Linked DNA regions of Mus musculus: region 2 is linked to region 1. Evidence: chromatin loops called from intact Hi-C (ENCODE). Cell type or tissue: gastrocnemius. All regions are shown on one strand. Each heading gives the region's core, and the rest is flanking DNA. Links, peaks and the distances in the headings are about the cores only.

Region 1 (12,228 bases), core at 2,597-10,596:
AAACATGTGCTGAAATTGCCGATGGTTATATTCTTATTTGTTGTAAATCATGTGGCCATCCTAATACAGGATTTATATCTCTTCTCTGACTTTTAGCTACCATAAAGTTTAGAGTATAAAAATTATGTATCTTTATTATAAAACCCTTATATAAAACAGCTATATTATCAATGTCAGCTTTTTGGCAGTCATAGTTATTTATCAGCCATATTTTCTTTGACCACTATCTTTACTGATATTCACCACACAGAAGTGGTTGCTGAACACATTGCAAGATTTGGACATATAAAAGTTATTCTTTTCATGCCAAATAAAAAACCACAAATTCAGTGGTATATGTCTTCCCCTAAAGCAGAAAGCAAAGTGAATGTCACTGATTCAGCATCCTTTTTTCTTTGATAGTTTTCATGCTCCTTGAAAATGCTCATCATTTGAAAATTACTCAATCAGACAAAGTGGTACATGCATAGGGTTCCAATAACTTGGGAGACTGAGATGGAAGGATCACTTGGACCCGAAAGTTCAGGACCATCTGACAGTGTAGTAAGATCTCCATTTCAAAAATAAGTAAATGAACAATGTTTCAAAGTTGACAAAGATGTGCTGCTGCTCTGTGTGTGTGTGTTTGCTTTATAATGGCTTTCTAGTAATTTACCGGCATTCTTAACTATTTTTGAGTGCTTACAAAATTTCAGTGCTTTTATAGTGCTACTGTAAACTAAATGTAGCAATCAAGGTAAGGTGAGTTTCATTGAGAGTAAGAGCAGTTAGATTTAGATGAAATTTAAAAGTTTTACTGATTAAAATGCAAACTATTTTTAAAACAAGTCTTATTCCAGTTAAGATTTTATTTGAGTAATATATTTCTATTTACCTTATATTAAAATTACATACTCTCTGTGATACCATAGTAAAATTGAGAATTAGGCTTTAATGTTGTTTAGTTTAGTTTAGTTTTGTTTGAGACAGAGTCTCACTAAGTAGCCTTAGCTGGCCTGTAACTACCTATGTAGACTAGACTACCTTGAACTCAGAGATCATCTGCCTCTGTCTCCCAAGTGCTAAGATTTTTCAAGAATATACATAATCATCTTGCTTTTCATAAGTAATTCTGGTAGGGAGATATCAGTAGTTAAAATTTAATTGAAGACAGTTTAAATTCTTATCATATCAGGTCTTAAACATTTTTTGGAAGTCTGAATGTTTTGTTAGCTAATCCCTAGTGACTTACTTGGTTTCCGTCGTCCTTCCAAAATGATGTGTTAACGTGGCTCTTACTGCTGAAAGCCTTTTGTATTTTAGATGATTCTTTTTTCTATTCTGCCTTTTACTTTCAAAGACTGTGCCTCAGAGACATCACCACAAATGTTCACCACAAATGTATCTGCTGCTACTTACAGTCCATTTCACAGAAGAAAACTTGTGAGGAAGCCATGTGGCTTTCTGCTAAATTCTTTTATAGGCTAATTATTCTCTTTCCCATCGGTTTGCTTTTGTATAGTTGGAAGGGGGGAAAAGCAAAAAAAAAAAAATCAGATTTCTGGATAGCCATTTTCTATCAAATGTATTGCTAAATTAAGTCAAAATTAACAAACATATTTGATTAATTTGACAGTTTTTCTGAGACTCAATTAGAAGCATTTCAGTTTTAATAGGGTAACAGTCTCTTGAATCCATGAATATATGCATTGGTTCAGAAGAGTTAGCTGAAAATTCAAAATGACTTGTTTAATAACAAAAGGTACTTAGCTGAGTATGATAGGAGACCTGTAATCTCAACACCCACAGGCTGTGGCAGGAGGATTGCCTCGCCTGTAGGCTACCCTGGGCTACTGAATTAAGTGTGTTTATATCTATCTGCCTACCTGCCTGTCTCTCTTGTCTGTCTATCTATCTCTGTCTTGTCTGTCTGTCTAGCTAGCTAGCTATGTGTGTGTCTCTGTCTCTCTCCTCAACAACTTAGAAATTGTGCTGCTAGTTACTATTTAAGGACTCGTGTGTTTATCTTAAAATGTCCCTTTTTGTTTGTTCCACTGGAATTGATTGAAAAAATAATAGTAATAAGCCTTTTTTATGTTGAATTATTGACTTGGAAACTGTGATTCATTGAGTATTTATATGCAAAAGAGAGGGTTTCAAAGTTAAACTGGTTTTAGACTTCATAAGGATGTAAATAACTTTAATTAGCATTCTGATAACAAAATTACTATTTGGTGCAGTTCATTCTTTCTGCTCTCCTTTTGAACTTGAGTATACAAGATATATTTTATTTTGTCACATAAATATTTTTTAAGAACTTCACTGAATGTATATGAGTTAATGTTTGATTTGTTTCTGTATAGTACGATCAAAAATAGTTGAAAATTTTGCACTTTATTAGTCTCTTGGAAATTTATATTCTAATATTTTTAAAGAGTGTACATTTATTTTGTACATAATAAATTAGCTTTGTATATGACAAGGGTTTGAATGAAATAAAAAGATGACGCTACTTTCATTATTTGGTTTGTAGTTCTGTTTATGGTCTTAGACTAGTATTTGCTGTGTCTGAATTTCTTTAAGGAGACAAAGAATTGACTGCAGTATTCAGTAAACAGGAAACCAAACACTGTTTGTTTCTCAGATGAGAATCTCCTTTGATCTGAACAAGGTGAGTATTAATATTATTTCATCAGGCTCTCATTTTAAATCATCCCAAAAACATTGATCCAGTTTTTTCTCAATAAGCAATAATCTTAAATTTTCATGTTATCTTAACCAGATTATACATTCAATTTTTAAAATTTTCCTTTTCATAATCGAAATATTTTATGCTTCAGCTTTTTCATTTTTATCTAACAGTTAAATCCTACTCTAGAGCCACCCTCACACTCTGTGCACCAACTTTGTGTGTCGAAGCACTACCCTAACTGTTCATTTTTGGTTATGGTAGCAACAAAACAAACGCTCCTCCAGCCTCTTGATGGTGCTTTGGGTCTGTGTCCAGACCCACTACAGAAACTGGCAATGTGAGCTGGTCACAATGCTGCATTTTATGGAAGGCTCTTCACTGGAGTCTTCTGTACTACATACATCAATGTCTCTAAATCAATGGGTGATCAAAGCCAGGTCAGTCACAGGGTCAGTTAAAACCATATCAGACATCAGATAAGTGTTTTCAAATGATGATAAAGCTTATGTTTTATTGTCATTTCATATCACATCAATCAACTGATGAGAATTTTTTTTAAACCTTTGGAGTTTGGCCTAATGATACAGAACTATAAGCCTTACTACTTGAGAGTCTAAGGCAGGAGGATCAGAAGTTCAAGGCTTATGTGGACTACAGAGTTAGTTCAAGGCAAACTCAGACAATTTAATAATACCATGTCTCAGAAATGGGAGGCCTGGCTGCCTTTGAAACCTCAAGACTCACCCCAAGAAACACACGTCCTTCAACAAGGCCACACCTCCTAATCCTTTACAAACAATTCCACCAACTGGTGGACAACGTTCAAACAGTGGCCTATAGGGAACCATTCTCATTCAAACCACCACACTTGCCTACTTGATGTACTCGTGTATGTTGGTGAATGCCCTGACATCACTTTCTTTTCTTCTGTGACTATAAAAGTCTATAGAAAAGATTCATGTTATTTGGGGCAACCCAACTCTATTCCTGGACCATGTTCACCTATATTTGGCTCAAATAAAGTATCTCTTATTCTCTTTGAAGTTAAGAGCTATGTTTTGCATTGACAGTTGACCAATGGTAAGAGAACTGTTTTTCAAGAACAAAAAACTTTCATTCAGACAAATTCCCATAAAATTAGTAGCAAAATTGACTATCTAATTTGTGCATGTAGACACTGTCACCTGTCCAGCACCAGCCTTTTGAGAAATAACTTGATAAATTCTATTCCTACAAGTAATAAGTTCCCACATATAAACTTACCCAAGTAGGTAAGGTTCCTAAGGTACTTGTGTGTATTAAAGCCACATCAGAAAACTAGGCCTTATAGCTTCTCAACAGGGAGCACAACAGTCTATCTGGGCTCCATAAAAAGGACATCGACAGTGGACGTGGTGGTGCAGGCCTTTAATCCCAATACTTGGGAGGTAGAGGATCCTCCTGAGTTTGAGGTCAGCCTTGTCTACAAAGTGAATTCCAGGCCAGCCTGGGATATGAGACCTGTCTCAAAAAGGCAAAAGCCAGTACGGTCAGGACAGCCCCTCTTACTTATTATCCAACCATATTAGATGCTTGTATCAAAGGACCAAAAGGCAAGGAACTCCTGACTGTCCCCACTGCTTGCTGAGCCCAGTCAAACTGCCATCCCTCCATCTGAGCTGCTCTGGTGCCTTGTCTCAAACATACTGCCCCCGTACAGCTCATCAAACCTATTTCTTGGCTCTGAGCCTCCATCAGCCCCAACTGGATGTGCTAATATCTCATTGAATCCCTGTCTTCACATCTATATCAGTTCTCTCTGCTGCTGCTTCCAGAAAGACTTTTGTTTTCTTTGTAGTCATTCTGTAACCTATACATACACATTTATTGTATGAAATAATGGATGACTTAATAGTAGCAACAAAGATTGGAATAAAAGGGCCATTAAAATCAATCTCAATGGCACACACCTTTAAACTATCCTCTTGGAATGCAGAGACAGGCAGGTGGATCTCTGAGAGTTCTAGGTCAGCCAGGATGCCAAAGTGAAACCCGGTTTTCAAAAAACGGTTGTTGGGGTGCCGGAGAGAGAGCTTAGCAGGGTAAGAGTACTTGTGATACAAGTCTGATGTCTTGAGTTCAGCCCCCAGAACTCATGGTGGAAGGAGAGAACTGATTCTTAAAAACCGTCCTTTGATCTCTGCATGTTCACCATTCTTGTGTGCACATGTACACTCTCACACATCACACACAAACACACACAGACACACACAACTGGAGTAAAAGGACCTATGATTGCCAATGGCCAGCTATCAAGAGAAGTCCTAGTTGGTAAATTGTAACCAAGGAATCCAACAAAGCTTGTGAGTTTATTGTTATTCAACAAATTCTGGCACTGTGTAAATAAAGATATAGACTTGTCCATATGTGTTTCTGATTCTGACATGCTTACAATATGAATTACATTTAAATTATATTTTTGTAAAAGAAGCAACACTTTCTTTTCCTTTTTTTTTTTTAAAGATTTATTTTATTTTATTATATGTGAGTACGTTGTAGCTGTCTTAAGTCACTCCAGAAGAGGGCGTCAGATCTTGTTAGGGATGGTTGTGAGCCACCATGTGGTTGCTGGGATTTGAGCTCAAGACCTAAGAAGAGCAGTCTGTGCTCTTAACCTCTGAGCCATCTCACCAGCCCCGAAGCAACACTTTGTAATATGTGAATATTTACAGTGTCAAAAGTTTAACCTGTTGAAGTCAAGACAAAAATTTTGGGTATTAAATATAAAAACATGTGAATGTACACTATATATAGTTATTAAATTACTTTTAAAGTTTAAAGAAAGAAGAGGTAGATTGGTTGCTGTCTATTTGTCTCTGGTGTTCTGTGGAGCTAGGAAAGAAGAAGTCCCAGAACCAAGGCTAAGCAAGGCTCCGCTGCTGATCTACACTTATCCTCATGTCTAGTTTTAGACTCCATTTCTGAAACACTGGGGCCTGCCTCTGTGGGTACTGAAAAGTCCAGAGGGTGCCAGGCTGAGAGCTAACTTAGGACTAAAAAACCCAGGTTGGGGGGTGGGGGTGGGGGGGGGGACTCAGTGCTGGAGCAGTACCAGGCAGGTACCAGGCATGATTTTGATTTGGGACTGGGAAGGTTGAGGACCAGATACCTTGAGAAAGTGGTACCTAAAGTTATATAGCTATGGTGCTGGAGAGATGGCTCAGTGGTTAAGAGCACTAAACTAGCTGCTCTTCCTGCAGTCCAGAGTTCAATTCCCAGCAACCACATGGTGGCTCACAACCATCTGTAATGAAATCTGACGGCTTCTTCTGACATGCAGGTGTACATGCAAATAAAGCACTCATATACATAGAATAAGTAAATCATTAATGTTATGTAGCTACACTGTATATTTCAAATTTTTATCTGCTGTTGATGTGGGCCATCATTTTGATGAGAAATGTCTTTAAAACCGATTTAAAAAACAAACCCTTGAAACACTCAGGGCAGTTTGAAATACATTCAGAGTTAAAAGCACAGCTCTTGCTGTGTGAGGTGGCCCATGCCTAAAATTTTAGCGACTTGTAAACTAAGACAAAATCAAACGTTTGAGGCCAACTTGAGCAATGTAGACAGCTTTGTCCCAAGACAGGAAAAAATGTGATTTCCAATCGACGAAATCTTGAGTGGAAGTATTGTTACAGCTTCAAAAAGATATGGCATGTTTTCAGTGAGGTATGATTCCTTCTTAAGCAGTAGTCATTACAGGAGCTCTAACTGCAATTCCAAATGACATGCCAAACGGTATCAAGAAAATTTGATATTCAAGCTATAAAATCTATAAATTGTTTTAGGATGCTTTCACTAAATGTAGTGCCAATAAGTATCAGGCTTTACCTTATACTAACCCATGTTAAAATTTCTGAGTTGGATAGAACAGAAGGATCTCAAATTACAGTAATGCTCTGACCAAGCAATGTTTGAAAAACATAAGCACACAACATTGCTTTGCCAGTGCTCAGTGCTTCCTAGAACGCCCAATAGTACCCTCCACTGGCTACTCTATATGGTATTATTTTGAATGAATTGATTTTGATTTAATGAGGCAGGAGCTCAGGTAACCTAGGAATTGGTTATGTAGTTGGAAATGACTAAACACTTGATTTTCTTGCCTCCACCTTCTGACGCTGGGATTACAAATGTGTGCCAACCAGCCAGGTTTATGTGGTGCTGGGGACTGAAGCCAGAACTTTGTACTAGAAAAGCAATCTACCTCCCCAGCCTCTGGTTTTCAGTTTTCCATAGAAGAAAATGGAGCTTGCTAAATTCAAGGAATTTATTGCAAATTATCAGTAACAGAAATCCTACCCACTGTCTGCCACCGTGGCCAGAAATCCTACCCAATGTCTGCTACCGTGGCTAACGCCTTTAATTCCAGCACCAGGAAGGCATCTATTAGTCAGAGGCCAGCCTGGTCTACATAGTTCCAATCTAGACAGGGATACATAGTCAGATCCTGTCAAAACACAGAAACCAGCCACGTTCACTGGAGCGCTTTTGAGCAATAAGGAGCATCTAACGGTGCCTAGCTCTTCAGCCATGCATGCAGGTGTCCAGGTGAGACTGGCTTCGGTTGTGAGTCCTACTTAAATGTACTTAAGTCTACTTTGTGCAAGCGGACTGGTGTCGCACGCAGCTTGATTCTAGCCAGGCCAGGGTGGGACCCGGGCCTGGAGGTTTCCTTGTGGCCTGTGAGTCGCCAGCAGACCAAGGGTGACGCCCAGCACGGGCGTGGCGGGGCGACCGCGGCTCCTATTCGCCGACCGCCTGAGGCCACCTCCCTCCCCAGCTGCGGGCGCCACCACGGAGCTCACGGCCGAGGACCGCGCGGGCGGGCGAGAGGAAGCATGCTGGACTTCGCCATCTTCGCCGTGACGTTCCTGCTGGCGCTGGTGGGAGCGGTGCTGTACCTCTACCCGGTAACTCCCAACTCGGGTTTCGGGGGTGCGCCTGCGCCGCGAGGACCTGGGCGGGCGGTCGGCCGGGAGCGCTTGCGGAAGAGCCACGTGGCTCCGCCCCGGCGTGCGTTCCCCGTGCGCATGAGTGCTGTGGTCGCTGAGCTGTGGTCCTGGGCGGGTCCCTCATTCTCCCTGTCCCGGACGGGTTTTGGGAGGTGGCGATCAATTCATTACCTTGGGTGACTTTGGAGACATTGACTTCTTCGAGCCCCAATCCCATTTGCTTCTACATCAGGGGAGAAACTCCTTCCATCTTTTCCTAGCATCCCCCTGCATATGCCCCGGCACCGTTGTTGGAATGGGCGAGCTGAGCTCCCCAACCCAAACTTTGTCCACCTGTCCTTTTCAGAGGGGAACCTCTCAAAACTCCGGAGTTACTGTTAAGGAACTTCCTTAAAGTGTATTGTATAAAGCTGGGCGTTGCATACATCTGTAATCCCAGCCCGGGGTGAGGAGGATGGGGTGGGAGCTCAAAGCTCACCCTGGACTACATCAAACCCTGTCTTTAAAAGAATATGTATGTACAAAGTGTGGTGGATTTATGGAAAAGTGGAAAGGTAGTGAACAGCCCCGGGTAGATGAATGGTGATGGAGATGCCCCTTAGAAGTGTCCTGTTCTGAGTTAGTGGTTGATTAGACTAATATAGAAACCACATACCTGAACTCCTGAGAAACAAAACACTGATATGAAGAAGTTGAGAGCTCAGGCCTTTCAAGAATAAGAGGACTGTGTCCTAGCCAACTGGAGCGAATGTAAAACCAGACCGGGAAGACAGATGGGTGTAAATGGCTGAAAAGCTATTCAAAGGACTTTTAAGTCTGCGTTCTACTGGAGGATTTCAATGGATAAGTGGCTATTTTAGTTTAAAGGAAAACTGGGAATGCTGTGTTGGGCCTGTAATCATAGCACTTGGATGGTGGAGGCAGGAGAGTTCAAGGGTTTCTTCCAAAATGGACCTGAGTTCTAGGCCAGTCTGGATCACATGAGCCCTTGTCTTAAATTTTAAAATTTGTATACTAGAAAAAAAATTAAAAATATATGTGGCAAAAAAATGTCTTCAATTCATTCCTTTTAAAAAATGCAAATCTTGGAATCAAGGGATTTTCAGCTTTAAAGGAGAACTTTAATTTGCAGGCTGGCCGTGTCTAATTCCCAGACACTCTGGGAGCTCTGGTGGGAGGATTGTAAGCTTGAAGCCATCTTGGGCAATGAATGTTGTGAGACCCCACTTCAGAACAATCCTAATATTATTAGTAAAGTTTTCTGATAGTCGTCCCGCTACTGTGTTAAGAACGGACTGTAATTATGGGGCTGAGGCAAGGGTGGGGTTAGAGAGAGTAGGCGGAAAGATAACTGCTGTCATTTTGGTGAGAGATGGTGTGTGCTTGAACCCCAGTGTCATAGCACATGGTGAGAAATACAACATTGTTAAGATAAAGCCAGTGAGACGGGATATAAAACTCGAGGCTGAAAGAAGCTGGAAGAAAAACACTTCTGGGGGTGGAGATGGGGACTGGCAGATAGAAGAATGGATTTCCCCATGGAATGTGAAGATTTTGTTTAGTTTGTATCTTGGTGGGAAATTAATGAGGTTTCATAGAGATCAGAAGTTTGGGGTTACGTGAGCCAGGTTTAAGATGCCTGTTTGACATCAAGTGAGACAAAATCAAGTACAAAAGTCTTGAGGTTTAAGGTTAAAAAACCAGACTGGAACAGTTTGGGAACTGCCAGTGTATATATTGTATCGAAGCTAGGAAGTTTGTTCCAGTCTCCTAGAAAATTTAGATGTAGGAAAGAAGAGGTCCAAGGACTAAGCCCAGAATTCTCCATATTAGATAGAGGCTGAAGAGAGGAGTTGGGGTAAGGGAGGGGAGGACCGTAAAGACCCCTGGGGAGGAGCAGTCGGACCCGACAAAGGCAAAGAGTCATCCATTGAGTCAAGTGTGGCAAAATATGCCAAGGAAGCTCAGGCTGGAGAATTCAGGAGTATTGATAATCCAAGATGAGCGGCTCCTCAGTGGGATGATGAGGTGATGGCCGAGCTGGAGTGTACCGCAAGGTCCTAAGGATGCAGAATTCTGTAGAGTTTTGCCCTACTCCCTAACAATTCATTCAGCCCTTAGAGTGGTTCGTATCCCCAATGCGACTGATGAAAAACCTAGGTTTTCATTTATCAATTGGAGATAGGGTTTGGGTTAGGGAAGGGAGTTTGTGTCCACTTCTCTCAGCACTGGAACCCATCTGATGCTGGCCATGGCCAAACGACCTTCTGTGAGTCGTTTGTGCATTGGCCCTGCTATGTTTAGAAAGCCTTGTGTCTCTGGTTTCCTTCAGACCCTTTGGCACTTAAAATCTTTCCATTTCCTCTTCTGAAAAGTTCACTGAACCTGAGGGGAGTGATTTGATGGGGACATCCTGTTTAGGATGAAGTATTCCAGGATCTCTCACTCTCTGCATTGTCTGGCTGTGGCTCTGTGTATTTGTTCCCATCTGCTGCAGGAGAAAGCATCTCTGATGATGGCTGGGCAAGGCACTGATCAGTGTGTATAACAGAATGTTGTTACTCATTTCATTGTTTTGTTCCTTGAGCAGAACAGGAGTTTTTTGGCTTTCTCAGGCACCCAGACCTGCTTAGTCTCAGGTTTTTGTCCAGTGTCAGGAATGGGTTCCATTTCATGGCATGGGCCTTAAATTCAAATCTTGCAAGCCAGTCATCATTGTAGATCAAAGGGATTGTAGCTGGATTGGTGTTTATCTTTCTCTTTGGCAGCAGGCAGAGCTCCTTCCAGTACGCTGAACACTAGGTCGGTGGGGGTGAAGGTTCCAGGTGGGCACCAGCTTGACTTCTCTGTGTTCAATGAGTATGTATGTGTTGTCTTTTGCAAGAAGGTTTTACCATTAGTTGTGTCAAGAAACCAGTAGCCTGGGCTGTTTGGGGTCTCACATGGAACCCTTTTGGTCAACAAGTCAAGTAGATGTAACCCATTCTGGTACTGGAAGCTTCATTTGGTGACGAGAGATGGCAAGCTAGAATGCTGCCTCCTCTGTTACTTTGAGATTTGTTTTAAATTACTTTCCTATATGTATGTATTTTAGGATGCTTTTAGTACTGATTTAGGTTTCCATATGACACCTCAAATGACCCTTAATTTTAGCTGTTTCTCCTCCTAGTCCCTCCCTTGGCGCCTTTCTCTTCCCCCTCCCTGTTTGATCCTCCTATTGCAGTCTCCCCCACCCATCCATAACTATCTATTCTATTTCCCCTTCCTAGAGAGAGCCCTCCCTCCCCCCTAGTCCCTTACTCTGTACCTAACCTCTTTGGGTCAAAGGATTGTAGCTTGCTTATTGAAAATGTAACAGTTAACATCAACATATAAGAAAATTCATACCATATTTGTCTTTCTGGGTCTGGGTTACCTTACTCAGGACAATTTTTTTTTCTAGTTTCATCCATTTAATACCTATGAATTTCATGATTTCAAACTCTCTCTCTCTCTCTCTCTCTCTCTCTCTCTCTTTTTTACTTTTATAAGCACATATACAACATATAGGCCCAAATGCTTTTAATGAATGAAATTTTCGAAACTTACAAGGAAGTAAACATCAAAGAATATAAACTTTCCTTTCTAAAGAATAGGGCACACTTTCTAATTAGGTGTATATAATCAGCAAAGTATTAATTCAAAGGGTTGAAGAGATGGCTCAGTCATTAAGAGCATTTACAGTTCTTGCTGAGAACATGAGTTTGTTTTGCTGCACCCATGTTAAGTGATTCATAACTTCTCATAACTATAGTTCTTGACTACCATACTCCTTCTCTGGCCTCAGAAGGTATCCACATGTATCTAAAATATATTTTCACAGATACATACACATAAATAAAAATGCAAAAGGAAAGCAAAGGATTATATATTTTTGATATTTTTTTTCTTTGTGAAAAAAATATATGTATGTGTATAATGTATACATACATGTGTATATATATGTGTGTGTGTGTATATATGCATATATATGTGTCTGTATGCATATATATGTGTGTGTATATGTATGTATATACAAAATTCCTCTTCCTCTTCACTTCCTTCTCTCTTTCCTCCCTGACAATGAATTTCTTTTAAAGCACAAATGTAAATGTGGGGATGAACAAGGAATATATTCAAAGACCACCTCTGAGAGGCCCAGCTTCTGTCCAAAATAGTACATGAGAGCTTTAGACTCAGCCGTGGTAATCACAAAGTTCTCTCAAGGGACATCTTTTACAGGATAGCTGTCTTCTCTACACCAGAGATTGTGCAGAGCCAGGGCACTGCAGTCTGCAAAGAATTCTCATCAAGGACTTGAGCCTTTGAGCTTTAGGAAAGTTTCTTATATGAATGTGGATGCCCTTGCATTTGGAGCATAGATGTTCAGAATTGAGAGTTCATCTTGTTAGATTTTTCCTTTGATGAGTATGAAGTGCCCCTCCTTGTCCTTTTTGATAACTTTTGGTTGAAAGTTGATTTTATTTGATATTAGAATGGCTACTCCAGCTTGTTTCTTGGGACTATTTGCTTGGAATA
Region 2 (12,228 bases), core at 1,365-9,364, 530 kb after region 1:
CGGCACAGCGGCTGAGCTGTCGAGGGTCATGTGGCTTTGCAGTTAGCGTCAACATGGTCCTGGAAAAATGTTCACAGAGTCTTGCTGATGAATAGTGCCTCACACATCCCTTGTGAGTGCCCGGTCAGCGTTTTTAGAGGTTCGTGAGAGCAGTGCTTCTGGCCATCAGCAGGAAGCACCTGGCTTTGCAAAGCTGGGGCAGAAATAGGAGCTGGAGTTTATATGCCACATGCTGGCTTGGACATTTGTTTGCCGAGTGGTCACGTGCACTCTAGAGTGACCAAGGAAAGAGGAGGAGGATAGATCTTCACAGCTGTACCATGGTAATATGAGTTTCCCGGAGGCTGAGGTTCAGGAGTAAGAAGGCGAAAGGATATGTCCTTGTGCGGGAGGATACTCTCCTCAGTAAGAGCTGCTGAGGGGGCAGGGCTAGAGGGATGGCTTAGCCAGGAAGAGTGGTTCTTTTGCTCAGCACAGGCATCGGGCAATTCACAACCACCTTAGCATCAGCTGTGGGGAAACTGAAGCCTGTTTAAAGCCTCTGTGGGTATCTGCACTCACACACTTGGTCTCTCTCTCTCTCCCTCTCTCTCTCTCTCTCTCTGTCTCTCTCTCTCTCTCTTTCTCTCTCTCTCTCTCACACACACACACACACACACACACTTCCTTTTTTACTATTAAAAGCAAAAGAACTGTTCTGTCTTAGGTTGGGCCATTTGATTGAGTGATAGAGGATTTGCCTAGCTAATAAGGTTCTGGGTTTAGTTCCCATGGGGGAGAAGCTGCTGAAGGCATACCTCTAGCTCTGTAGCAGCTTGTGCTCTCATGTTAATTATGTTCCCCCTAAACCTGTTTTTAGTGTCCCACATGTAGGCTAAAGGAAGCTTGCCCACACCCCCAGATGGATCTGATTGGGAAATAAAGTTGCCAGTGACCAATGGCTGGGCAGGGAGACAGGAGTGGGCGAGAAAGAATCCACCATGAGAAGGACATAGGATGGACCACGCTGGGAAGGAGCAGAAGGGTGAGACAGCAGAAATGTAAGGGGAAAGCGGGCCCAAGAAAGGCTGCCCAGAAGGAAACAGGGCAGCAAAGATAAAATATAGATTTAGTAAGTATTAATTCAGGAATATCAGAGGGCAGTGTGTTAGCCACGTGGAGGTTCAGGAGTGCCCCAACCATTGAGCTGGCTAAGGCATATTAAAAATAAGCTGGTGTGTGTGTGTGTGTGTGTGTGTGTGTGTGTGTGTGTAGACCTGCTGGAAGCTTAGAGCCATTTAACAATTTACCGCTGCATAGACCTAGCTAAAAACCTTTGCATCTTGTCCTTTTTTTGACAAGAGAAAAATCTTGGGCTGACACTTAGTAACCAGTTTTGAGTGAACACATAGGATTTCTTATATCTCATGAGGAAAACCTTTTCCTGGCAGAAGAAGGTCATGCTATAAAACACTTAATCTTGCTTTATGACGTATCTTTTCTATGAGTCAACTCTGAGATGTTGACTAAAGCTGTAAAGAAGAGTTTGTCTGGTAGGAGACAGTCCATTCTCAGGCTCCCCACCGCACAGCCACATATGTGTACAGCCACGTCCCTTCTATCTGGAACCCTGTCTACTCAGAATGATCGAGGATAATGTTCTTTCCATCTCTATCATTCTGTAACTTTATGATTTAGTGACTGTGGGCAGCTATGTAAGGAAACAAATGGAGGCATCCCGTTTGTTATGAATATGAAGTGTGTGCTTATGCTCCTATATGTTTGCATTTAGAGATGAGGGATTTGGGAAGACAGAGGTAAAGAAGGCCATTAGTGTGGTGGCCAAACTAGTAGGGTTGCTGTTTGAGAAAAGGCATGGCAAGTGTTTTTCTGTATCAACACACAGAGCTTTGAAAGGCCACCAAGGACACAGTGAGAAGGTGGCTATAATCCAAGATGAAACCCCACTGGATAGACCATCTTGGTCTTCCAGGTATGTGAACATGTGTGTGTTAAGTCACCAACCCTGTGGGACTGGAAAAGGAAGTCTGAATGGACTAAATATACCTCTTCCTCCCTCAGGGTAACTATGATTTAATAGCTTTTAGGAGAGTGTATTTAGCTTTGTCTCCCATTGACAAAGGGATTTAAAAAAATGAACTGGATCCTGGAAAATGAGGCATGCTACTGCTTCGGAAATTTTGGAGCTATCTATAGTAGGGGCCCAGTGACTGAGTCTTTCCCAAGGTGAAGTTATGAATGTCTCTGGGGAATTTTCTCTATTATTAACAAATCTTGAACACAAGTTGGGTGTCCAACAATGTAATTCACTTGTGACACTAGGTTCTGAGTTACTGTCAGATCTGACCAGTTAAGGAGCTCAGCCTTATACAACTTCCCTTTTAGGTGCCAGTTGCAAGTTCCTGACCAGTCAGCCTTTTTACTGACTGTGTACCAGGAGCCCCACCCCCCACCCCATTTCCTTAATTCTGGTAGTATGCTCAAGAGGGTACATCCCCTGCCCCAAAAGCATTTTTCTTACGTTGGTTTGTTTACGTTGATTTGATGCCAACACAAGGACAGCTAAATGCAAGGTAAATGTAAGACAAGGTAAGGTGTAGTTAAGGTAAGACGCTCCCATGTTGTCCTCAGGAGTACTCTTCTCCAACTCAGAAGTTCTCCAAACCTGCATGCCCTCGAGTTTTCAAGCCACAGTTTCTACTGCCTGAGCTCTTTCTCAGAGGATATTGGGGGCCGGGTTGAAATGTCCAAATCTCTAGTTTCTAGTATTTTCTGGTAGTCAGCTTCATGCTGATGCTATCTGGTAGCCAGCTTCATGCTGATGCTACTTAAGGGGCTACCTTTAGTTATTTCACAGCAAAGCTCAGATGTGATGAAAAGGAACACATTAAAAATAACAGAGAATTAATTCCTATCACTCAGAAAACCCAAGCTAGGAGCTCACAGCAAAGATCAAACAGATTTCTCATATCACCGTGTCCAACATGGAGCATGCCTGATCTTGCATAATCTGTGCTGCTGTGAGGAGGCTGTCGGGTCATTCTCAGAGCAAAAGTGTGGGGTTTGGAAAGCTTGAAACAATACTAATTAATGGGTAAAGAATTTTAATGCTGCTTCTATTGAAAGACCTTGTATGTAGGACACTAGTGGACCAGATGTGGGGCAAGTGGACTGTAGTCCACTGACTTCCAGAAGGATCTATCACCCCAAGCACCCAGGTCACAGAACAAAGAACTTAAGGGTGTGAAGTCCAGTTTCCCTCGATACACCCAGCTACTCTCAGCCCTGGCTGTCTCATTGGCCAGTTCTTATCTCATGGAGACTCTCTGACCCAGAGCTCCAAAATCTCTTCACCCAGCTCGATAAGTTCCCTCTGGCAGGTCGTTACCCCACCAGCCCTGTGCTTCACCGCCCCCCCCCCGACTTTGTGATGCACATCTGGCAAACTTGCCCTTTGCCACTGTACCCTTTTCTCTTGAACCCAGTCAAATCCCTACGAGAAGGAAAACACCACACAAACTTAGTTCAAAAACAACAATAATTCAATTGCTGGGCACAACAACTAGAATCCTAATCTTGTAAGCCATATTAAATCTAAATCCTCCATATAAGTTGGGAGACACTAGTAGCTACATCTTGCCCTCTTGCTATCCCCCTCCAAAAAGCTCCTGTCTCCTCTTCCTTTCTTCCTCAGTTCAACCTGGAAGTCACGCCCACTCTCCCAGTGATTGGTCCCTTTATTCATTGGGGGAAGGTTCACAAGAAGTCACCTCAGTATGTGACTCATTCCTCATTCCAGCCCCTCCTGGGAAAGCAGAATTGCATCAAAATACAAGCAGCACTAGGGCTATCCACAACAGAGTCCTCCTTGGGGGCTCTATTGGGATTCTACACTTCTTGAACAGTGAATGATCTCTGGGAACTGATATATTTTAAGGACCTGTGGAAGGGTGGCAAGCCAGGCACAGAAGAGTTGGACACCAAATACAAGGGTCCCCATGAGAAGCCTGAGGGATCTGAACCGTGACCTGGACCCCAGGCTTTCTATGAAGCAAAGATAGACCCTTTTGGACTTCTTTAATTGGAACAAGACATTATCATTATGCAGTAGGGTGGAGAGCCAAAGGACAACTATGGTTTGCTGTGAATGTAGAATGGTTTTTAAAAAAAGATTTATTTATTTATTTTATGCATATGAGTATACCATTGCTTTCTTCAGACACACCAGAAGAGGGCACCAGATCCCATTACAGATGGTTGTGAGCCACCATGTGATTGCTAGGAATTGAACTCAGGACCTCTGGAAGAGTAGCCAGTGCTCTTAACTGGTGAGCCACCTCTTGAGCCCTGAATGTAGAATGTTTTGCTTGTCACACATATGCCAATCTGAACTCAGACTCATCCAGTCCTGGTCTCCCAGCCTATTGTAAAAGCATACTGTGCTGATTAATTTCAATTGGCAACTTGATAAGATCCAGAATCCCTTAGGAGGTGGGCCTTTGAACATGCCTGTGGGGCATTATCTTGATTAGGTTAATTGAGGTTGGAAGACCCTCCCACTCTGGGTGGCACCATCCCTTGGGATGGAATCTTGGATGGCACAAAGAGAAAGAAAGCTTAGCATGAACATTCATTACTCTCTGCTTCCTGACTGCAATGTGAACAGTTGTCTCAAGCTTGCCCTGCCTTGACAGCTCCACCATGGGCTACACAGATTGTAAGCCAGAATAAACCCTTTCTTCCTTGGGGTGCCTTTGGGGTATTTTATCACACACACACACACACACACACACACACACACACACACACACACACCGAGAGAGAGAGAGAGAGAGAGAGAGAGAGAGAGAGAGAGAGAGAGAGAGAGAGAGAGAGAGAGACAAAAAACACACTGGATAGTTACTTATTCTCACTGAACCCAGAAACTGTAGATTTGGCTAAAATGCCTGCTCTGCAAGCCCCTGCAATTTTCTTGTCTATACCTCCCCAGCAACTGGGGTTACAGCCTAGCTTTTTTTCTTTTTTCATGGGCACTGGGGATCAGATTCAGGCCTCAGCTGCTTCACCAATTCATCTATGTCCCAAGCCCTGATTGGGTGTGATGTAAACCTTGACAAATTAGCATATATTATCTTATCAAGATATTGAGCCCAAAATAGTGTAACCCTTTGGATCTCTTGGGGTACTCTGTGAGCGTGTAATACTTTTTTTTTAAAGGTAAAATTATAGGTGTTAAAGCCTGCATGCTATTGGTATCTGCATTTTTATAAAACCTCGATTGGTACTTTGTATGTGAGACATCCTTTCCAGATTTTTTAAAACTGATTTTGTAAAAATACAATGTCACTTATTTAAATACAGCTAAAGCTATATTAACAGAGGCAGAGCTCCACGGGAAGCTGACTGGGTGGAAGGCCCAGGGATCACAGATATGTGGTCGTGGTTTCTAATAGTCTCGGTTTATGGGCACCAAGTGCTGTGTCTTGCACTTTCGTGTTCATTAGGCGCAGCTAATTACTTTGATCTGTTTTCTTTCAGGTTCCATTCTACATGCCACATTGTGCACCCGTCTGTGTCTCCCAATTGTCTTCTCTGCCCTCATTTGCCTTGGGCTGATCTGTTGAAAGTCGCAGAGACCAGGCAGCCCTCTAGTGGTGAGTGTGATCAGGAGCCATCTGGACTGATATTTTATGTGGAGCATCCTAGTCCCTTCTTTTCTGAGTGTCCTCCTCCCCCTCTAGGCTCACAGAGTCTATCAGACTTAACCTGTAGGCAATACGAACAAACACCAGCTGACTTAATCTCATTTATCAAAATAAATGGTGTTTTTACAGGGTTGCTAGGAGAGTTAAAGGACCAGGCTACAACTTCTGTGGGGGGACACAAGAACCCTCAATTCATGCCACAGGGAAGGGATCATTCACGGTGTCAGGGCTGCATAGTAGACTGTCTGCTGGGCAGGGAAGGGAAGAGGGCAGAGGGTTTAGGAAAAAAGGGGGTGGGAGAGAACCTGTGTCCTGCCAGAGCTCTGGTGCACTGGACAGGCAGACGTGGGGGACTGCTGAGAGCTCTTTAAGCGGCCTGGGTGGGCGTCAGGCTGTGGGAAGCCACGGAACCCCAGTCCGTGGGGGTACAGTGGAAGCAGTCCAGGGTTTCTGGGCCTCATGGAGGCCAGAGACGACAGGTTCTCAATCTCGGACATCCCAGACGTCACTGTATGTCTCAGAAGAGCTGAGAACAAAGTGAGGGCCCTGGGGATGGCTCAGTCAGTCCCAGAGCCAAAAGGGAGAAGAGAGCAGGGGGAGAAAGGGGGGCGCTGGGTGGTTTCCACGAGGGTGAGAGTCCTTGGTCTGGTCTGGTGGCTGAAAACACAGGGAGGCCTCTTGGGAGATTAGACGTAGCTCTTTAGGGGCAGGCCTATTCCATCATTCAAGCACGGTGGGTCTTGATGAGCAGAGATAGACCATGGCTTTAGAGCTTTTTTAAAGGCAGAGAGAAAGAGAGAAGGTAGAGAAAGAGAGGCTGGCTATGGCCACGTGGAGAGAGGAGGGGGAAGGGAAGGGGACAAGGAGATCAGGGAAAATGAGAGTAGGGGAACAAGAGCTTAAGAGAGAAGAGGGGCCAAGCAACCCCTTTTGTAGTGGGCGGGGCTATCTTGCAGTTGCAGGGTAGCTGTGGGGAGGAGCATACCTGGCTATTACCAGGTAACTGTGAGGGTGGTGTCTAGCCAGAATGCCAGGAGCTTGGGACTTTGTCTGTGTGACTGATAGTCACAGGATTATGGAGTTGGGGGCTCCGTGGTGTCAGGCACCTATGTCTGGGAGCATGGCTCACTGTTCTGTCCCTTGTAGAGTTTTTCTACTGGGTCTCCAGAGTAAGCTTTGCTCAACCAAAACACAGGCTGCCTTTTAGGGTCCCACAGAAGGGTGTCAAGCCATACCACAGACTGGACTCAGTCAGTTTCTCAACCGGAGGGGAACCAGGATTTCGGTAAGCAGGTGGACAAGGAGTCGGTGAAAAGTGACAAACAGACACTGACACAGAGAGAGTGCTGTATCTGAATATAATTTCTCAAAGCGAGCATCAGACTTACAATACAGAAGAAAACAAAGAAGTTAGGTGACACATCAGCCAAGGTACATTGAAGTTATCTGACACAAAACAGAAAAATGCATAAATAGAGACTAACAGGAACCAGGCAGTGTTTACAACTGAGATAAGATCAGCCCTATTTAAAATCAGCTATTCACAGGAGCCAGGTGAAAGGGCTGATACGTCCAGGTGCAATTTTAGTCTATTGCTTGACCCATCACCAAGGGTCCCTTAGTAAATACCTAATTATGCTATTCCTCTGGGCTTAGAGAAAAACATGCACCAGAGAAGTTCTGTTCTACTAACCCTTACATGAACAATACAATACTCTAGTTCCTCCTTAGACCACAACCCGATTTGACTTTCTTCTTAAACCATTGTAAATTCCTGTATATGGGAGTGACTCGGCTGTTATTCTAAGTGATTTTGTGGGGGACTTTCTTCTATTAAGTAATATAGTCTGCCATACATAACTATAAAAGAATTCTAAACTTACTTTGCAAAGCTTGCCCTGAGCTTTCTAGCTCCTATCCAGTAAAATACTGCAAGAAAGTACACAAGAGCCTCCACACTATCAGAGGGACAAGTTTGGAGCATTTGCGCTATGGGATGCCAAGGATCCAGGAGACTAAGTTTCCGTGAAACTTTTTGCCTCAGGACTGTGTCCAAGCTTTTGGGCTTGCCACGCAGACTTCACTGGATGTGGCAAAACCACCCTACTGCTGCCAAGAAAACAGGATCTGCAACTGCAGCCACTGCTAGAGCACATCACATAGCCACTGCTTAAAGCACCAGATTCTGATCAGTTCTGACTGGTGAATTCTGTAGCCATAATTCCTTGTAAAGGATGTTGGAAAAGGTAGTTTGTGACACTTCAGCTTTTTTTTTTTTTGTGAAAATAATGTTTTGCCTTCTCTAATGGAGCATTCCTAAGAGTGGGTCTCCATTTAAAGATGAGGCATTCAGATGATCGAAGCCAGAAGTGACAACTGTCCATGCTGTGAAGTAAATGACACCAACTTTCTGCCTTGGGGCGCAGATTATTGAAATCTAAACAAAAACCAAACAAAGACTGGCAAGACTAATCATGGTGGCAGTGATACTTTACTGATTTGCTATTTGGTTTTGTGTTACTCTCTTTCTTCCTTCCTTCCTTCCTTCCTTCCTTCCTTTCTTTCTTTCTTTCTTTCACTCTTTCGCTCTTTCGCTCTTTCGCTCTTTCACTCTTTCTCTCTCTCTTTCTCTCTTTCTTCCTTTCTTCTCTCCTTCCTTTCTTGCTTTCTTTTTCTTTTTTCCTCTTTATTGGATATTTTCTTTATTTACATTTCAAATGTTATTCCCTTTCCAGGTCTCCCATCCAGAACCCCCCTATTCCATCCCACCTCCCCCTGCCTCTATGAGGGTTCTCCCCTACACACCCTCCCACTCCTGCTTTTCCACCCTGTCATTTCCCTACACTGGGGCATCAAACCCCCACAGAACCAAGGGCCTCTCTTCCCACTGATGTCCAACAAGGCCATCCTTTACTATATACATGGCTGGAGCCATGGGTCCCTCCATGTGTACTCTTTGATTGATGGTCCAGTCCCCGGGAGCTTACTCTTTCAAAATCCACGGTGCTTGGAGAATCACTTAAAATGTAAGTGTTTAAAGTTTACTAGGCTAAGAGTTTCAGCTCCATTAGAATACTTTCAGGGAAGCTCTTCTCCCCTCCCCTCCCCTCCCCTCCCCTCCCCTCCCCTCCCCTCCCCTCCCCTCTCTTTCCCTCCCCAGGGCTACATTATCCTTAGTATTGAGCTGGGGCGGCTTGTTTCCCACTCAGGATGATTTCTACTTTGTAGATAAAAGTTGTATTTTTAGAAACTTCCAAACTGGACCACTTCAACCCTTAAAATTCCCATGGTGATTAATCAGAGTAACCTTATTTAACCAATTTCTTTGATTTTATATTTTAAAAAGTCACAAATAGAGCAAAAGATGCCATTTCTAATTAGATACTTTAAAAAGGGTGTCCCATTTCAGATTTTTACTGAATATTATCCAGTTTCCTTTTGCTTAGCGGTGGAGTCTCTGACAGAAGGATGCAGTTGAGAATGAGAGACTGCGGGGATTGAACTTCCTGAGTAGTGGCATAGGTGATTTACTCTGGAGGACATGCCTGCTGTTGACATGCAGTTATTTTAGACAGCAGTCCACATTACTTGAACATTGCTGTTGTTGCAGGGGGAAAATGAGTCTGGGCTCATTCCAATAAGATTTGCATCTTTATATTGACAAAAGCATGTCTTGACCTAGGAAATCTTGGGAGTAGATAATTAAATAGCAGAAAATTGCTCATATGCCTGAATACTCAGCTCATGGAATTATTTAAGTAGTAAGTCAGTTAATCTGTTACCATTCACTAAGATCTGTCTGTGTTCGAGCTCTGTACTGAATGCTTTGCATTACCTTTGGGACAGTCTTTCTAACAATTCAGGTCTAGGAGTTGATCTAACCTAGCTTTATGGACTGAGCGACTTCTCAATATCTCCAGTGTTATGATGTCCATTGTCTGGTTACCCAGCTCCTGTCATGTAAGCCAAACTATTTAGTTCCTCTAGAGAACTCTGACTAATACACCGATTTGGATGACGAACAGTTTTCAGAGTGTTGGATTTGACATTTCTGCAAAAAAATTTTATGGATTCATGTTAGCTCCATATGGTTTGTCAATGAAGATTCAGAAGAACAGGTAGAGAGGAAGTGCTTGTATGTTTGTGCCCAATCGGTTCACTGTGAAGATTTCTGTTCAGGTCTGGGAACCATCTCTACGTTCTGTCTTGTCAAATACACTACTCTCAGCTATGATGCTCATTTCTATAGGACAGCAATGCTGCTGTTTCTCATTGCTCTTCACAACCTGTTTGTGTTGAAACAGTTTAGAACTGCTAACCTGGGTGGTTCTCTTAGTCCATTTAATGGCCATTAAAGCATCCCTCACCATTCATCAGGCTGCCTGTGGATAGTGACTTTCGATGACTGTCACAAAAGTTGTCACTGTGCTACACTGTGATCTTACACAAATGCAAGTCTGACCCAGAGTTTGCAGAAAGCATGAATGAGCCTTTGTTCTGGTCATGCCCAAAAGCATGTGTGACCTGAAATAACACATTTTCTTAACCATGTCCCTTTTGAACTTTCTAGGGAGTAAACACTGTGCTCCTGGCTGTGACATCATCACATTATGCTTGCTGCAGGGACCCTAAACGACGATGAAGATAATGTACAAGGCAAAGCACCTGCCTCCACTCCTGCTTCCCTCAGGGCTAAAACTGAGGCAGGAGGACAGGTTAGGCCTGTGTGTGGGCATGTGCGTGTGAGGGGAGCACTAGGGCTGTGGTGAACTCCCTCAGACATCTGTTGCATGGCATTTAGCAGCTTTAAACAATGCCTGCCTCCTGATCTCACAGTCATGTAGGTCACAGATCTGGTTGGACAGGGTCCAGCTGGGTCTCTGGTTTTAAGTTTCACAATCCCAAATCAAGGTGTGGCATAGCTGACCACCATATTCCTTTCTAGGGGCTCTCTGAGTAAATCTACTTTTAATGGCATTCAAATGCTGGGGTGGGGGGAAATCCAATTACAGGGAGTTGTGGGAATGAAGTTCCTGTTTTGTCTGTCTCTCTGCCAGAGTGTAGGAATAGTTAGGTTTAGTCTTTGATTCTCTAGATCATGTGCTCCTTTTCTTGTCTTTAAAGTCAGCAGCAGCGGGTCACGTCCTCTTGCATCAGGTCTCTCTGACCTTTTTCTTCGCTTCCATTTCTCTTTTGCTTCCACTTGAAGAAATATTGATACTCTGAAGGGCTCTTGTGATTAGACTGGGCCTATTGAGCTCATCCAGACATCCAGACACATCCTCTGTGTTTAATGCCTCTATCCCAATCTTGTCTGCAATGTCTATCTTCTGCCACAAAACAACATTTTCAGAGGTTGCAGATGCTAGAGAACTGTTGTTCTGTTGACAACATATTTGTAGTTGTTGTCATCCATATATTCATCCCGGGTCTGATGTAGTGAGTGAGATGCATTCAAATCAGCATGTTAGCACTGTGTTCATAGCCCAATATTGATAAAACAATCCACTTAACCCACCATCCTCTGGAATGAAGTCGGTGGCTGGATACAGCCATGGGTGCATCCTAGGACCTTAAGTCCTCTGGTCTACTTACTCTTCATATGGTAAGAGTGTGGGAGTGAGGAGCAGCAGGAACTAGGAACGATGTTGGACCCTCTCTGGACTTCCTACCTCAGTTAAAGTGTAGATTGTGGGCGTACCCAGGCACCAAAGGAAATTTAATCCTCAAGAGAAGGGACCACTGGCATAAGGTGCAAGGGTTGGGGATCTCCTTCCAGCAGCTAAGCTGATGAGACCTTTAGAATTTCATTTTGCATTCATAAAAATTGTATTAGTGGAGCCTTTGTTGCTGCTGCTGGTGGTGGTAGTGGTGCGTGCGTGCGTGCGTGCGTGCGTGCGTGCGTGTGTGTGTGTTGTGTGATGCTGTAGAGGAGACAGCACAGAGGTTTCACTTTTGCTGGCTTTGATTCAAACCTTAGCTATGCCCCTTATAAATGAATGAATCACGTGGAACCTTGTCATATGTCAGAATCGAACCCGGTAATCATAGGCGTGACAGACATTACAGCTTTTTCACACTCACTCATGCTTATTATTATTTCTACCAATGTCATGATGTGTATTTGAGAGGGCACGTGTTAAAAAAAAACCTGGAATGTAATAGGCACGTCATACATTTCAATGTATTGATGAAGTCTAGCGATGATATGTTCTCTCTTACTCTCCGAGAGAGAACGGACATTCAGAGCACTTGCTCAGTCTGTGGTATACCTACTATCATTGACTAATTACAAATACCACTAAGGTGTCACTGAATGTGGGTGGCATGGATAAGACATGCCAGTAACTGGCTCTTCTGAGCAGGTACAAGCCAGCTCACCATCCATCCACCGACTGAACTCTGATGTGCTGGGCACAATTCAGTGCTGGAGAGATACAGTGTGGACTACAATTGAGTTTTACATTAGCTTCTCTGTTCTCTCTCTCTCTCACTCTCTCTCTCTCTCTCTCTCTCTCTCTCT

Evidence for each region. Peaks named below come from ENCODE experiments on the same cell type or tissue, not always from the same donor. Only the 100,000 strongest peaks of a DNase experiment are listed, where the experiment ranks them.
Region 2: a loop joins it to region 1, with 8 times the contacts of the local background. A loop is called at or near these places in 10 of 42 quality-filtered maps.

Annotation. Positions count from the first base shown.
Region 1 is chr1:60,335,829-60,348,056 of GRCm38, forward strand. It overlaps Cyp20a1 (cytochrome P450, family 20, subfamily a, polypeptide 1), which reads left to right and starts at 7,472. Exons shown (of 13, transcript NM_030013.3): 1 at 7,472-7,629. The coding sequence starts at 7,558. It also overlaps a transcript of Nbeal1 not described here. In gastrocnemius, for the core only: CTCF peaks have their summits at 5,253 (motif pointing right) and 7,511; a DNase peak (open chromatin) is centred at 7,580; H3K4me3 peaks cover 1,980 bases; H3K27ac peaks cover 2,156 bases.
Region 2 is chr1:60,862,969-60,875,196 of GRCm38, forward strand. It overlaps Gm38137 (a long non-coding RNA gene), which reads left to right and starts at 857. Exons shown (of 3, transcript XR_865466.1): 1 at 857-1,024; 2 at 5,539-5,654. In gastrocnemius, for the core only: a CTCF peak has its summit at 5,659 (motif pointing left); a DNase peak (open chromatin) is centred at 5,637; H3K27ac peaks cover 2,209 bases.